Regions from separate parts of the Homo sapiens genome. Here region 2 is linked to region 1. A link is an interaction called in ENCODE POLR2A ChIA-PET data of the cell type or tissue named here. Cell type or tissue: OCI-LY7. All regions are shown on one strand.

Region 1 (2,500 bases):
TGGCAGCATTTTTGAGAACCAGCAAACAGTCCAGATGGCTGGAGCAGGAGGAGTGAGGGGAGAGTGGTAGGGGTGAATACACAGGGGGCCCATTTGTATAGAGCCTTATAGTCACAGTAAGGACTCTGGGCTTTACTCCAAGTGGGACAGAGTCATTAGACAGCCTTCTGGGGAGTGACAGGATCTGACTTGTGCTGCTGTGATATGAATAGACTACCGGGGTGCAAGCAAGGAGGCAGGGAGAGCAGTCAGGAGGCTGTAGTAATTAATATTCCAGCTAAAAAGACCATGCTGAGCCCGGCGTGGTGGTGCACACCTGTAGTCCCAGCTACTCAGGAGGCTGGGGTGGGAAGGATCGCTTGACCCCAGGTGTTCAAAGTTACAGTGAGCTATGACCATGCCACTGGCATGCCAGCTTGGGCAACAGAGCAAGACCCTGTCTCTAAAAATTAACCAAGTAAAAGATCATGCGGGTAGCAGTGGGTGTGGTGAGAAGTATCAGGCAATTGAAGCACAGAGTGGTAATCTAAGATAGGAGAACACAGGTGGAACAGGTTTTGGTGAGAAGGAGGAGCACAGGTGGAACAGCTTTTGGGGAGACAATCAGCAGTTTTATTTGGGATATGTGAAGTTTTTGGTGTCTGGTAGACCTCCTGGTGGAGAAGCTGTGTAGCAGGGGCCCATATAAGCCTGGAGTTCAGGAGAAAGCCTGGGCTGGAGGTACACGTTGGGGAGTTGCTGACAGGTAGGTTTATTTAAAAAACGAAGTCAAATGAAATCACTGAGGGAGTGAGGGTAGGGAGAAAGAGAACCAAATATTGAGGGTGGAGGCACTCTCACTTAAGAAGATGGGGAGAACAGGAGGAACCTGCAAAGGAGAATGAAAAGGAGTGGAGTCAGGTGTCTCGGCAGCCAAAGGAGGAAGTGGTCGCCTCTGACAGACTGTGCCGACAGGCCAAGTAAGGTGAGCCTGAGAATTTGCCCTTGGATTTTGCCGCATGTTAGTACTGATCTTGCCAGAACAGTTTTGGTTGAGTGATAGGGGTAATGCCTGACTGGAGTGGTATTAAAAGTGAATGAAAGGGGATGATTTGGAGACAATGGGTGTAGCTCACTCTTTAGAGGAGTTAAGCTGCAGAAGATCACAGAGAATGAGAGCAGTAGCTGGTAGGGCAAGTGGGGATAAGAGAAGGTTTTTATTAAGATGGGAGAAATAACCATGGCCTGAGAGAAATGACCCAATAGAGAGAGAAAAAGTGATGATGTAGAAGAGATCTGGGAAATTGCTGGAATCGTGTCCTTGAGTGGTCAAGAGAGGTGGTGTCTTAGTCTGTTTTGTGCTGCTATAACTCCACAGACTGGAGTATCTATAAAGAACAGAAATTTATTCTCACAGTTCTGGAGGCAAGTAAGGTGGAGATTAAAGCACCAACAGTTTGGATCGTGATGTCTCTGCTTCCAAGATGACGCCTTGAATGCTATGTCTTCCAGAGGGGAGGAACAGTTAGCTCTGTCTTCTCATGGCAGAAGAGCAGGAGAGAAGAGGGAACCCACTCCAGCAAGCAATTTTTTTTTTTTTTTTTTGAGATGGAGTCTCGGTCTGTCGCCCAGGCTGGAGTGCAGTGGCGCAATCTCGGCTCACTGCAAGCTCACGCTTTTAATAGCGACATGAATTTATTCATGAGGGCTCTGCCTAGATTCTAAACACCTCTTCTTAGGTCTCTCCTCCCAGTAGTGTTACACTGAGGATTAAGTTCCCAACACATGCATTTTGGAAGGGACAAAAACATTCAAACCACAGCAGGGGGTATCTAGTTTACAGTAAAGAGATTGGCTTTTGAGGGGAGCCGAGATGGCTCATTTGTAGTAACAGGAGTTACATCTGTGGCATGGGGGTGCAGATGCCGGTAGATGGGTAAACGGGGAGGTGGGAACCCTAGAAGTTGCGTACACATACACAAAAGTTTGTCTAGCTACCTCTATCTTGAGGACACAGAGGCACATGCCTACAAGGTCAGGCTGGAAACCTGGAACAGCGGCCAGGAAGCCAGGTGGAAACTGGCAAGTCACAGAGCTCGTGCCCCCACTACAGGGGCAGCGGACACCCAGCTCCAGCTTGTTGTTGCCAGGGCAGCAGTGTGAGCACAGGGCCAGGTGAAAGCTGCTGGTTTCTAAATCTTAACAATGAATTCAAATGTTTCCAAAACACTAGGCAGGCCAAGTAAAATAAAGGTGGAAAGTCCCCAGACATGTTAACCTCTGCTTTACACACAGAAACCCTCCTACTCCAGGCAGAGATTCCAGGCCCTTCTGGAATCCAGATATTGATTCCAGGAATCAATATCTCCCCAGGAAGAAGCCAGATTTGAGCCCTAGGCTGGTTGCTACCAGAGAAGCTCCTTTGTTCTCCCAGAAAACTTCAGGCTGGCCAGGCCAGAGGGCAGTGAAGGGCGCAGGGTGGGGGTGGAGAATCTTAATAAGAATAAATGGGAACAAACCA
Region 2 (2,500 bases), 540 kb after region 1:
TGCTTGTTTGGTGTAACAGTTTTGGGCAGGCAAATTGATTTGATCTTTATTGTTGATATTTCTTAGGAAACTGGAGCATTATCAAATATTCTGTTTGGGGACAGTTGTTCCTAAGAGAAGTTGCTCTGTGCTTAAAGAATGAGAATTGGGTTTTTCTTAGAGATACAGCAGAAAGGTACTGTGTTAGGTGATACTGCATTCCTTCAACATTATTTCAGGGAATGTAGGCATTTACATCCCAGATAGACCTTCAGAAGGGCAAAATCTGTATTTGGGTGTTTTTACCTATTGGACAATTACCCATACCAATTCATGATTTTAAGCTTTTTTTTTTAAATCTTCGATTTGGTGACGGTGATTTTAAGCTTTTCTACCATGTCTCTGAATCTTTCTCTTTAGATAGGACCTACCTGTGAATTTGAGTCTTTTTGTTTTGTTTTGTTGGACAGTTGGTAATGGTGTGAGAATTGGGCTAAAAAAGGGATTTGAGTTGGCAGTTGTTTAAACTATCTTTAGATTAATGGACAACTTAGGATACATAGTAAATATTGAATAAAATCAGAAGGGCAAAGCTTCTGTGTGTCCTAATTAATGTTTTTCTAATGTTTGACTTAGTTTATTTAGTGTATTAAATCTGGATTATTCATATTTGAAAGAAGTCTCATCTTTTAAGTTCCAAACGGTTAAGATTTTAATTTATATTTTGTAGCTATTTGTTTCCTAGGGGATGAATATGCAAGTTTACTAAGCAGATAATGGTAAATATAATTATTTGAACTAATATGTTAAGCCAAGATCTTTTTTTTTTTTTTAATTTTTTTATTTTTATTTTTTCGAGACAGAGTCTTGCACTTTCGCCCAGGCTGGAGCACAGTGGCGCAATCACGGCTCGCTGCAAGCTCCGCTTCCTGGGTTCACGCTATTCTCCTACCTCAGCCTCCCTAGTAGCGGGGACTATAGGTGCCCGCCACCACGCCCTCACGCCCAGCTAATTTTTTATATTTTTAATAGAGATGGGGTTTCACTGTGTTAGCCAGGATGGTCTTGATCTCCTGACCTCATGATCCGCCCGCCTTGGCCTTCCAAAGCGCTGGGATTACAGGTGTGAGCCACCATGCCCGGCCCAAGATCTTTTTTTTTTTAAGTTTTTGAGTTGTTTGTATGTTTAGATTTTTAATCTATGGATGATTTGGAGGGATTAGTTTTGTATTGTAGGATACATGTTCAGTTTCATTCACAACAAACATGAAGTAGGGTTTGGTTGCATTGGTAAAGGAACACAGAACTAAGCTGACATCTGGTCCTAATATCCGGTCTCATTGTGACACCTGTCACATATAGTTCTTTATTATCTGGGCATATGAATGGAATCAGTTAGGTTACTCCTCTATGAAAGTCTCAGCACGGCACCGTGGCTCACGCCTGTCTGTAATCCCAGCACTTCGGGAGGCTGAGGCTGGCGGATCACTTGGTCAGGAGTTTGAGACCAGCCTGGCTAGTATGGTGAAACTCCGTCTCTACTAAAAATACAAAAATTAGCTGAGTGTGGTGGTGCATACCTGTAATCCCAGCTACTTGGGAGGCTGAGGCAGGATAATCACTTGAACCCGGGAGTCGGAGGTTGCAGTGAGCCAAGGTACAGCCACTGCACTCCAGCCTAGGTGACAGAGTGAGACTTCATCTCAAAAAAAAAAAAAAAAAAAAAAAGAAAGTCTTACGGAGTGCTACTCCGGTCTACTTTTAATTTTGAAAAAAAGTTAACCACAGAGAGAGACTTAAGACTTCAAATATATAGTATATTCAGTTTTCTTAATATTTTAGCAAAAAATTCACTTGGAATGACAGGTTTGTTGCCACCTTATTTTTAATGAAACGTGACATTTGGAAAACATTTGTGGAACAGATAGATGAGGTGGTACATATTTCTTAAAGTGGAGCCCATGGCCCATTTATGTCATAATTAGGTGCGTTATAAAAGTATAGATACGTAGACTCTGATTTCAAACCTAACTGTTCAGTGGGGCTGAGAATCTTCGTTTGAAACAGGTACCACAGTGGTTTTTATGTCAATAAAAGCTTGCAGACCACAGAGTTAGATGATAGCTGGTTGTTTTAAAATATATTCTTGATAAATAAGTGGATGAAAAAATGGCAGATATTTGAGGATGGTATTTTACTGATTTTTCCTGCCCACCTGCTCCCCACCCCCATATATTTAGTTATTACCCTGAATAGCGAGAAATACTCATTATAAAACCAGGGTTGAGGCTCAACTCTGCTTTTTCTGTTGGTCATAGTAAAAAGCTTACATCGTCTTAAATCTTTCAGTCTACCATCTTTCTCCCCCTCTATTCATACTTTTGTGTTATCACTTTAACTGATCCCTACTTTAACTTAATTTCAGTATGGCTCCTAATATAACACCCTTCTAATTTATCATGAAAGTAGCTATTTGGAGAAAGAGAATTATCTTTTTTTTTTTTTTTGTCTGTTTTACCTG

The links. ChIA-PET counts read pairs that join two places held together with the same protein. Peaks named below come from ENCODE experiments on the same cell type or tissue, not always from the same donor. Only the 100,000 strongest peaks of a DNase experiment are listed, where the experiment ranks them.
Region 2: POLR2A ChIA-PET joins it to region 1 with 10 read pairs; 9 of 35 experiments call an interaction of 5 or more read pairs at or near these places.

The regions. Positions count from the first base shown.
Region 1 is chr11:33,695,050-33,697,549 of GRCh38, reverse strand. No RefSeq gene overlaps it. Among named protein-coding and RNA genes, the nearest start is that of C11orf91, 4.5 kb to the left of the region's middle. In OCI-LY7, no CTCF peak of the experiment used is centred here; a DNase peak (open chromatin) is centred at 939.
Region 2 is chr11:33,153,699-33,156,198 of GRCh38, reverse strand. All of the region lies in intron 1 of CSTF3 (cleavage stimulation factor subunit 3), which reads left to right. Among named protein-coding and RNA genes, the nearest start is that of CSTF3, 6.5 kb to the left of the region's middle. In OCI-LY7, no CTCF peak of the experiment used is centred here; no DNase peak of the experiment used is centred here.